Linked DNA regions of Homo sapiens: region 2 is linked to region 1. The links are chromatin loops, found by intact Hi-C in ENCODE. Cell type or tissue: heart left ventricle. All regions are shown on one strand. Each heading gives the region's core, and the rest is flanking DNA. Links, peaks and the distances in the headings are about the cores only.

What was found. Peaks named below come from ENCODE experiments on the same cell type or tissue, not always from the same donor. Only the 100,000 strongest peaks of a DNase experiment are listed, where the experiment ranks them.
Region 2: it touches region 1 in a loop (2.3-fold over the local background); 28 of 110 quality-filtered maps call a loop at or near these places.

Annotation. Positions count from the first base shown.
Region 1 is chr11:68,381,002-68,386,368 of GRCh38, forward strand. LRP5 (LDL receptor related protein 5) reads left to right here. Exons shown (of 23, transcript NM_002335.4): 6 at 5,315-5,367. Among named protein-coding and RNA genes, the nearest start is that of LRP5, 71 kb to the left of the region's middle. In heart left ventricle, for the core only: CTCF peaks have their summits at 347 (motif pointing left), 3,130 (motif pointing left) and 3,329; DNase peaks (open chromatin) are centred at 492, 920 and 3,121; H3K4me3 peaks cover 426 bases; H3K27ac peaks cover 1,763 bases.
Region 2 is chr11:68,445,075-68,450,441 of GRCh38, forward strand. It overlaps LRP5 (LDL receptor related protein 5), which reads left to right. Exons shown (of 23, transcript NM_002335.4): 22 at 1,362-1,459; 23 at 3,735-4,201. The coding sequence ends at 3,996. Among named protein-coding and RNA genes, the nearest start is that of PPP6R3, 13 kb to the right of the region's middle. RefSeq lists enhancers at 1,301-1,904, 1,905-2,509, 2,510-3,113 and a silencer at 2,177-2,246. In heart left ventricle, for the core only: a CTCF peak has its summit at 2,333 (motif pointing left); DNase peaks (open chromatin) are centred at 1,157, 1,991 and 2,317.

The DNA.
Region 1 (5,367 bases), core at 314-5,313:
GATGAGGTCACCCTAGAGTAGGGGGCCTATATCCACGGTGCTGGTGTCCTCATGAGAGCAGGTGAGCAGACACTGACACTCAGGGGTGAAGGCTGCATGGAGTCAGAACAGGGCTTAGTGCGATGGCGGCCACAAGCCAAGGAACTCCAAGTATTTCCTGCAACACCAGAAGCTGGAAGATGCCAGGAAGGATCCTGCCCTGGAGCCTTCGGAGGGAGTCTGTCCCTGCAGACGTCTTGACTTTTGATTGCAGGGATGCATGTCTTAGGGTGTGTGGGGGGGTGCATTTCTGATGTTAGAAGCCACCTGGTTGGTGGCGATGTGTCACGGGAGCCCTCTGCAGGTTCTGCGTGTCCATGTGGTCGGGGACAGAGGTGGGCAGGGACGGACGGTGTCGAGCTGGACATGTCCATGACGTCGGCCATCCCTTGGGATGGCTTTTTTGTTTTGAGGATAAGGCTGCCTGCCAGGAAGCTGTGCCCTGCCTGGCCCTTGCCCCAAGCCCCTGGCCTGTGCTTGGCCTCGCGGAAGGGATGTCGCCCTTCTCTCCTGCATGCGTGCAGGGAGGAAGGGGAGAGGTCAGCAGCCCGCCTGGAGGAGGCTCGGGCGAGGGGAAGGTTTCACTTTCAGGCAATGTTGTGGGGCTGTTTAAACAACCCCAAAGAAAACCATTTGGCCAAACTGTTAGTTTCCAAACATTTTACTTCCTTGGTGTTTAAATAAATTCCTACCAAGACTCTGTAGCTGGTCCCAGGGAAGGAGTTGGCCTCTCTTCTTTATAGCCCGGCACAGTCAGTCCCCTGCACCTGCCCCTCCCAACCCCAGGCCTGCTTCCCCGTGGCCATGGCTGCTGCCCGGACCTCTCTACACACAGAACCTCCTGGAGGCCAGCTGTGGGCACCAGCCTTGGCAGGGCTGTGGCGGAGCCCAGGCTGCTGGTACTCTCTCTGCAGCTGCTCCCTGCTGGCCTGGCTGGACAGAGTCCCCACCACCACTGGGGTCACCTCTGTGCTGGTCACAGCTCACTCAGACCTTCAGGCAAATGGGTTGGATCCTGCCTCTCTCCCAGGTGTCTCAGTCTCTGCAAAACTCAAAAACCTCAGAGGCCTTGCAGCCTGAGGGGTGTCAGAGACACCTCCTTCGAGTCAGTAAACACCTACAGATTCACCCCAGCAGTGAAAGGACTGCTTCGCCACAGAGGTTTGATTTACTCCTAAGTAATTGGAAGGGATGCCGAGAATAGGTTCCTCATGGTGGGACTAGAGGCCCTCTGCTGACCTAGTTACCAGAGGGCTAGGGCTGGGTGTGCTCAGCCCCTGAAGGTTCTAGGCCCATTTGGGACACCCCGCCAGAACCTGCCACAACCTGCCATGTGGTGACAGCTACCTAAATCCCAGAGGCTCTTGAGCTGGAGAGCAGACCTCTCAATCTCAGCAGGCCCCCCACACAGACCCCATAACCCTAGTCTGCCTTCACAGTACAGTTCGTGGCTATGTGTTCACGGATGGTGTCGTTCACCTAAGGTCTCTGCCCTGTGACCCCAAGGGCGTCCTGAGGGCAGATTCCAAGTCTGTTTCGTCCACCCCTCCTTCCCTAGCAGCGGGTCCAGGGCCTGGCCTGAACTAGCTTCCCACAGAGATACTGGTGGGATGATGAAGGCAGCCAGGCGGCAAGTGAAAAACGCACTTCCTGCATGTGCTGGCTCCTGGGATTGAAGTGTTTGAGGAAGCAAAGTGAAGTGAGCTTTCCTCTTGCGGCTGTGTGTCCTTGGGCCGGGAGCCTACCCTCTCTGAGCGTTGGGGTCCTTGTCAGTAGAATGGGGCATCCTCATAGCTCAAGGGGTGGTGTGTGAAAATTGTGCTATTGTGTTACTTTAATGATTTTTTTTTTTTTCGAGACAAAGTCTCACCCCAACGCGCAGGCTGGAGTGCAGTGGCGCGATCTCAGCTCATTGCAACCTCTGCCTCCTGGGTTCAAGTGATTCTCCTGCCTCAGCCTCCCAAGTAGCTGGAATTACAGGAGTGCGCCACCAGGCCTGGCATATTTTTCTATTTTTAGTAGAGAGGGGGTTTTACCATGTTGGCTAGGCTGGTCTTGAACTCCTGACCTCAGGTGATCCACCTGCCTCGGCCTCCCAAAGTGCTGGGATTACAAGCATGAGCCACCGCGCCCGGCCTACTTTAGTGATTTCTTAGGAGGACAGAGGGAACGGGCTGGCAAGACAGGCTTGGAATGTGTTTTGGGATCAAGTGCCGGTTTCTGTCTGGCACTGGCGTTCTCTGTGGGGCCATGATGGACACACTGCTGAGGTCAAGCGTGATTCGTCTTGCGCTGTGCCTGGCAGTCTCATTGGAAAGTTCTGTAGACATCGTGTGGATGGGGCTCTTCCCGGCCAAGCCCTTGGGGACCTTCCAGGACTGTGATCTCCCCACAGTGGCTGTTAAGCAGGGACCTTTCGTGAAGTGGAGTCTCTGGTCCCCTCCAAGTCATAGCTAGACAGGGACTCGGGCATCGCCAAGCCTGGCTGATTATTCACTGGATGAGGAGACAGGCCCAGAGAGGGGCAGGAACCTGCCCGAGGTCACCCAGCAGGCCCCAGAGGTTTCGGTCTCGGATTCTCCCTGCTCATCCCTGGATGTAGTGCTGCTGTGGATGTGGTTCTGTGCTGGGGGCTGTGGAGAGCAGGGGGCTTGTGCCAGGACCCCAGTGAGGGTGGCGCCCTCGCCATGAGGCCGACTGTTGGTATGGGGCGGCCATCCACTGGGGTGTGGGGAGGAACAGCTTTCCTGAGGAGGAGGTGGCGGGAGGAACAGCTTCCCTGAGGAGGAGGTGGCGGTGCTGTGTGACCTGGGCCTTGAAGGACAGGTCCATTGTCAACAGAACATTTTGGGAGTGGAGCCTAGAGGGAGAAAATTTGTTGAAATTCAGATTCCCCTCCCCCTACCAATACACACCAAATCAGATGCCCCTGACCAGATCTAAATTTGGCTCTCAGAGATTTCCATTGTAGCTGGGCACTTGGGGAACCTTCTAAGTGCTGCCTCTGCCTCTCCCCAGCCTGCCTGCCTCAGTTTCCCCAGCCCTGGGCCCGTGTCGCTGTTGCCATCACGTGGGCGCCCTCTAGTGGAGGAATCAGATTATGCACTCCGGGGCTTGGAGCAGGAGTCAGGAGGGGCTCCTGTCTTTCCTTGAAACGTTGGATGCCGGGATCCTGGAACAGTCTCTGCATTCCTCCTGGCGAGAGCCAGAGCCTGGGCACAGGGGACCATCTGTTGTTTGAAGGCTGCAGCCTGGCAGGGCACTCAGGAGATCTGGCAGTTGGCTGCAGGGCCAGGTCTAGGGGCCAGGGCATCAGGGAGGCTCTGGGCTGGTTCAGCCCCGGGCCCCTTTGCAGATTGTGACCTGGGCCCCTGTGCAGGGGCATGGCCACAGGATGCTGGGAGGGGTCTCTGACCCTGACCTTCTTGGCTCTGTGCATCCTTGAGACCAGAAAGGTCTGGAACAAATGAGTAGACGATGCCCTAACCTGGGGAGGGAGCCACATCCTGATCCCAGCAACCTCAGGAAGGATCTGTCAGGATTATGGGGCACCCTGGGGGCCCCAAGTCTGCATGGGTCTCCACTTGCAATTTCTGTAGGAAGCTCTGATAAATCCAAACTGGGGGTCCTAGGACACAGTCAGAAATGCTGATACCGTTGTGTGTGGAGCCTCGGGCCCTGGGGGTCAGGAGCATGTGGAGGGTGGGCCACGGGGGTTCAGAAGAGAATCCTGTAACCCCCCACCCCCCAAACTGAAGCCCACTTGAGGGCCATGGCTGAAAGGTTGGGGGGTCTCCGTGCGTCCTGTGGAGTGGGTGGTGAGGAGTCCTTGGGTTTGCACGCCTCTGGGCCTGAGCGGCGGGACCCCGTCCACAGCGGATCCCTGGGCCCTGTTGCTCAGATGCTCTCAGAGTGTTGCTGTGGCCACGGAGGGAGCCTGAGTTAAGCTTCTCTTGTGCCGGTTGTACGCTGTCAGGTCACACTGGTGAGTTAGGCAGGGCACAGATGCCCAGAGCAGAGGGAACTTTCCTTGGGGATTCAACACGTGCAAGTCTTAGGGGCTGGCAAATCCTGCCCTCAGCTAGAGAGGGGGCTTTTATTTGAGACCAGAATCACCTGAGCATCCTCCTGTCCCCAGCTGTGTCCAGCCTGTCTGCAGGGACATCCTGAGAGGACCAGGCTCTCCCCTCATCCACCTGCCTAAGTGCCACTCTGAACCCTGTCCACCTGTGCCGTGGAGGGGCGTGACCTCAAGCTGCTCAGCCAGCAGCAGGCTTGGCCCTGGGGGGCAGCAGAGACCCAGGTGGCTGTGGGGTGGGTGCTTCGTGGCGTGGTTCTGAAACTTCGTTGGAAGTGTGTGGACAGTGCCTTGCCTGTTCTCTGTGGGACCCTATTTAGAAACGAGGTCTGAGTTACTGGGGGTCATCACTGTGTTCTGATGGCCCAGCTGTGTGGAGGCCGCGGTGCAGCCCCATCCAAGGAGCCAGGGCCCTGGGTCTAGCCGTGACCAGAATGCATGCCCCGGAGGTGTTTCTCATCTCGCACCTGTGTTGCCTGGTGTGTCAAGTGGTCGTGAAACTCTGTGTTAGCTCTTGGTGTTCCTGAAAGTGCCCCCGGGTCTCAGGCCTCAGAACCAGGGTTTCCCTTCATCTCGGTGGCCTGGGAGCATCTGGGCAGTTGAGCAAAGAGGGCGATTCACTTGAAGGGTGTGTCTGGCCCTGCCTAGGAGCCCCCCGGCACGGTGCTGGGGCCTGAAGCCGCCCTCGGGTGGTGGAGAGGAGGGAGCGATGAAGTGGCGTCGAGCTGGGCAGGAAGGGTGAGCCCCTGCAAGGTGGGCATGCTGGGGACGCTGAGCAGCATGGCCAGCAGCTGGGTCTGCAGCCTGGTACCCGGCGGGACTTGTGGTTGGGGCTGGTTTGTGGCCAGGAGAGGGGCTGGCAGGAGACAAGGGGGACTGTGAGGCAGCTCCCACCCAGCAGCTGAAGCCCAATGGCCTGGCTGTGTGGCTCTCAGCTGCGTGCATAACCTCTCAGTGCTTCAGTTCTCTCATTTGTAAAATGAGGAAACAAACAGTGCCAGCCTCCCAGAGGTGTCATGAGGATGAACGAGTGACCATGTAGCATGGGCTGGGTGCGTGTCACCTAACATCACCAGCCTTTGCAAGGAGAGCCCTGGGGGCCTGGCTGAGTATTTCCCTTGCCCGGCCCACCCCAGGCCTAGACTTGTGCCTGCTGCAGGCCCTTGACCCCTGACCCCATTGCACCTGTCTCCACAGGAGCCGAGGAGGTGCTGCTGCTGGCCCGGCGGACGGACCTACGGAGGATCTCG
Region 2 (5,367 bases), core at 104-5,103, 64 kb after region 1:
TTACTTTATTTTATTATTTTATTTAATTTTAAATTTATTTTTTGAGACAGAGTCTCACTCTGTTGCCCAGGCTGGAGTGCAGTGGTGCGATCTCAACCCACTGCAGCCTCTGCCTCCAGGGTTCAAGGGATTCTCCCACCTCAGCCTCCCAAGTAGCTGGGATTACAGGTGCCCGCCACCACACCCGGCTAATTTTCATATTTTTAGTAGAGATGAGGTTTCACCATGTTGGCCAGGCTGGTCTCGAACTCCTGACCTCAAGTGATCCGCCCGCCTCGGCCTCCCAAAGTGCTAGGTCAAGCCCATTTTAAAGTTGAAGAAACTGAGGCTGAGGTAAATTCCCTCCCCAGGGATCCTGCTGCAGCCAGAAGGTGGTAAAACAGGACTTCACCCGGGTCTGTCTGGCGTGAAAGGCAGTGTTCTTGTACCACCCTAGGGGGCCTGAGAGAACTGAGTCCCTCGGGCATAACTGACAGTTCTGTTCCCATTATTCCGCAGGGGCTCGGATCTGGCTGTATGCTTTCCAGGATGGCCTTGGAGACCCACATAAGCCCTACACCCTTTGGGAAGCTGCATGTTGGGTTGGGGTGCCGTCAGTGGCACTTGTGGAAGGTGCAGACCTGTGTGGGTGTGTGGGCCCAGGGCCCCTGGTCCCTTCCTCCCTTTGTAGGGCTGGTTGTGTGCTGCCTGGACCTGGGGGGCACGTTCACGTGGTGAATTTGTCTATTTACTATCCCCGCTTTGGGGCTGGTGCCAGCACAGGCCCTTGTGAAGGGGGTGCCTTTGTCTGGAGTGGGACTGTGGCCCCTCCCTCAGCGTGGTGACTTCTGTGTCAGGGCTTCAGCAGGGACGCAGAGCCCCTGAGTGTTCGGAACAAGGGCGTCATTGCAGGAGTTAGACTGTGTGTGATGGAGGGAGGAGGGGCAGGAGGAAAGGTCAGAAGGAGAGTTCCTGGGAAGGTCCCTGAGGAGCCTGGTGAGGTGCTAACTGGTGTGGAGGACACTCAGGGCCTGTGGGGACATCTCCTACTGCTGGGGGCCAGCCACAAAGGGAACTGGCCGAAGTCCTGTCCCCGCCTTCACAGCCCAGCATCTGGTCACAAGGCAGGTACTTGGAAGGGCGCGGGCACCTGGGCCAAAAGTGCCTGGGTTCCCTTTGCCTTTCACTGAGATGACCTTCGGGGCAGGTGGCTGCTGCCTCCCCTCCTGTCCCCAGGTTTTGCCAACTGGCCAGAGGAAGGGGTCCTGGGAAGCAGGGGGGCCAGAAGCCCTCTCTGCAAGGAAAGCCCGAGGGGTGTGGGAGGAAGGAAGGAATGCCCAGGCTGGCGAGGCTCTAAGTCACCCTGGCTTGGCTCTCCTCAGATCCTGAACCCGCCGCCCTCCCCGGCCACGGACCCCTCCCTGTACAACATGGACATGTTCTACTCTTCAAACATTCCGGCCACTGCGAGACCGTACAGGTAGGACATCCCCTGCAGCCCTCCATGGCCATTGGGTTCCCGCCAGCCCGTGGTGGAGGGGCCTAATCCCCATGCCACTGATGAGGGGAGGTATTCTGGGTGCTAGTGGGCAGGTGCCGGGCCCAGCCCTGCCTCCCTCTGCTCTGCCAACCACACTAGGCTGCCTCCCCAGACAAGCTCAGCGGGCACTGCATGTTGGGTTCAGAAATCAGCAGAACTCCACGTTCTGAGCTGCTCTTCAAGTTGCTCCTATGGGGGTTACTTTTAAGCTGGGAAATGGCTGTGGCGTCGAGGGGCCGGGGGCTTGGGCTCCAGAGTCTGACTGTGTGTTTGAGTCCGGCTGTGGAAACCTAGCCATTGAGATGCCCCCTCTTGGTGGCTCTGTCCTCTTAGGATGGGACAAGTCTGTGAAGGCTGCTGCAGCACCCACCGTAGACCCCTAATCGTGTGACGTCACCAGGATGGTCCGGGCTGCTCACTTGCCACAGTGGCCTGTTTGAGCCCGGGAAGCCAACGGGGCTGCTCAGCTGGACACCAGCCCCCCGAGCTGCCCATGTTGGGGTCACAGGCCCCACCTCCCTGGTTGGGGAGGGGCAACTGAGAGTGTGGAGAGGTGGGACCCAGGTGTGCTGGTCTCCGCAGGGGCTGGATCAGAGCCTGGGATGGGCAGGGTGAGCCTCCTGACCTTTAACCCAGTGGTGTCAGGCAACGTGGCCCACCCGCCAGCCGCACCAGGCCCCACCCCCGCAGGTGAAGGGGTGGGATAGGCTGGGCCTGGGCCAGGACACCTCTGGACCACGCATTCCTCATTGCTTGGGTCCCTGGAGCAGCAGGGCCTCCCGAGTGTGGTGCCGCCTGCCACCTAGTGGCCATTTCCACGAACTCCCAGGCCTGGCTGGGGAGCCGGAACTGCAGCCTCCATTTCCACCCCACTCCGGGTCGGGCCACCTCCCTGATGCCTCAGTATTATATCAAACTGTCACAGTCTGTCCCACAGCCTTACAGACCACTGTCTCCAGAATGGTCACATCCACACTGGGCAGCCCAGTCTCGCTAGTTCCTCGTCCCACCTCCTGCCTTTGCTCATGCCCGTCCTGCTCTGGGCCCACCGCGGACACATCTTCCCCCCGCCCGCCGTCTGACCTCACAGCAGCTGGGCCCCAAGAGGAGTATCCTGTCCTGCTGCACTTTTCTCAACACCCGGTGTTGGCTGCACCTTCCCACCCATTGCAGGCCCCTCTGTGACAGGACGGGGGCTCCTAAACACACCACAGTTCCGAGTCTGAACTCACACAGTGGGATGCGGCGTTTCTGGGCCACAGTTGGGTGCAGGTAGCCTCTGGGAGGATGGGAGGTCAGGAGCCATCTTGCGAGTCAGGTTGCTTGAACTCAGGATGGAAGTGTTCCGGGCCCATTGGTTGCTGTATTAGCCTGTTCTCACGCTGCTAATAAAGACATACCCAAGACTGGGTAATTGTAAAGGAAAGAGGTTTAACGGACTCACAGTTCCACCTGCCTGGGGTGGCCTCACAATCATGGTAGAAGACAAGGAGGAGCAAGTCACATCTTACATGGCTTCAGGGAACAGACAGCATGAGAACCAAGCGAAAGGGGTTTCCCCTTGTAAAACCATCAAGTCTAGTGAGATTTATTCACTACCACGAGAACAGTATGGGGGGAACCACCCCCATGATTCAATCATCTCCCACTGGGTCCCTCCCACAGCACGTGGGAATTATGGGAGTACAATTCAAGATGAGATTTGGGTGGGGACACAGCCAAACCCTATCGGTTGCCAACATTTACAGTAACAGTGTTAGGTGAACAGTTGTCCAGTCTCCTGTTTTGTCGGACACTGTTTCTAGCACCTTCCAGGCAGAATCTCATGTATCCTTCACTTTCGAAATGGGTACTATTTCATCCCCACTTTTATCAATGAGAAACTAAAGCTCGAAGAGGTCAAGTAAGTTCCTGGCCAAGGTCAGCTAGCAGGCTCTAGAGGCCTCGTTCTCCTTAGAGGCAGCCTTGCCAGGGCCCAGGCTTGGCAGGCTGCAGGGCAGGTGCGGGCATGCCCATGGTAGAGGTGGGACCATTGAGGCTCAGAGAGGGTAAGTGATGAGCCCTGGCGACACAGCGGGGTGGGTCCAGAGTCCGGCCTGCATCTTCTGGAGCTGGCCAGTGGACAGGCCTTTCCCGTTCACAGCCCCGGGGCTGCTGTGCCCACCAGGGCGGATGTGCCTACCGAATCCCACTCCTCTGTGTGTGTCCCTTTCAGGCCCTACATCATTCGAGGAATGGCGCCCCCGACGACGCCCTGCAGCACCGACGTGTGTGACAGCGACTACAGCGCCAGCCGCTGGAAGGCCAGCAAGTACTACCTGGATTTGAACTCGGACTCAGACCCCTATCCACCCCCACCCACGCCCCACAGCCAGTACCTGTCGGCGGAGGACAGCTGCCCGCCCTCGCCCGCCACCGAGAGGAGCTACTTCCATCTCTTCCCGCCCCCTCCGTCCCCCTGCACGGACTCATCCTGACCTCGGCCGGGCCACTCTGGCTTCTCTGTGCCCCTGTAAATAGTTTTAAATATGAACAAAGAAAAAAATATATTTTATGATTTAAAAAATAAATATAATTGGGATTTTAAAAACATGAGAAATGTGAACTGTGATGGGGTGGGCAGGGCTGGGAGAACTTTGTACAGTGGAGAAATATTTATAAACTTAATTTTGTAAAACAGAACTGCCATTCTTTCGTGCCCTGTGTGCATTTGAGTTGTGTGTCCCCGTGGAGGGAATGCCGACCCCCGGACCACCATGAGAGTCCTCCTGCACCCGGGCGTCCCTCTGTCCGGCTCCTGCAGGGAAGGGCTGGGGCCTTGGGCAGAGGTGGATATCTCCCCTGGGATGCATCCCTGAGCTGCAGGCCGGGCCGGCTTTATGTGCGTGTGGCCTGTGCCGTCAGAAAGGGCCCTGGGCTTCATCACGCTGTTGCTGTTCGTCTTCCTCAGATTCTTAGTCTTTTTTTTTTTTTTTTTTTTTTTGAGACGGAGTCTTTCTCTGTCATCCAGGCTGGAGTGCAGTGGTACAATCTCAGCTCACTGCAAGCTCCGACTCCCAGGTTCAAGTGAGTCTCCTGCCTCAGCCTCCCGAGTAGCTGGGACTACAGGTGCGCGCCACCACACCCGCCCAGCTAATTTTTGTATTTTTAGTAGAGATGGGGTTTCACCATGTTGGCCAGGATGATCTCGATCTCTTGACCTCGTGATCCGCCCACCTCGGCCTCCCAAAGTGCTGGGATTATAGGCATGAGCCACTGTACCCAGCTGACTCTTAGTCACTTTTAAGAAGGGGACTGTGCCTTCATTTTTCACTGGGCCCTGCAGAATATATGCCTGGGCTCTGGGCTCTTCTGAACCTGTGTTGGCTTCCATCTGACCTCTCTGTGCCAGCCCAAGGCTGCTGCTCTTCCTGAGGGCAAGGAGCCCCATGACTGCGTGTTGACTCGCTGGATGGGGCTGCTGAGCCCACTCTGCCACACCACGTGCCCCTGGCAGGGAGGGAATCCCTGGGTCCTCACAGGAACAGTCAGCAAGCCACACCTGACGCCTGCTGTGGGCCCATCCCTGCGGTGCTGGAGAAGACAGACAAGGCCTGGTCACTGCCTCTGCAGGGTCCCCAGTCCGTGGAAGGAGACAGTAATCTAGGCATTTTCGGTGGGGAAGCTGAGCTGTTCTCGTGTCCTGAAGGCCAGGCGGGAACAGCCGTCTTCAGAGGGAAGGGAGAAAATGCACATCGCATCAGTGGAGAAGGGCCTGACTTCCCTCAGCATGGTGGAGGGAGGTCAGAAAACAGTCAAGCTTGTTGCTGGGTGACAGTGCATTTAATAATCAAAATATAGGCTGGGTA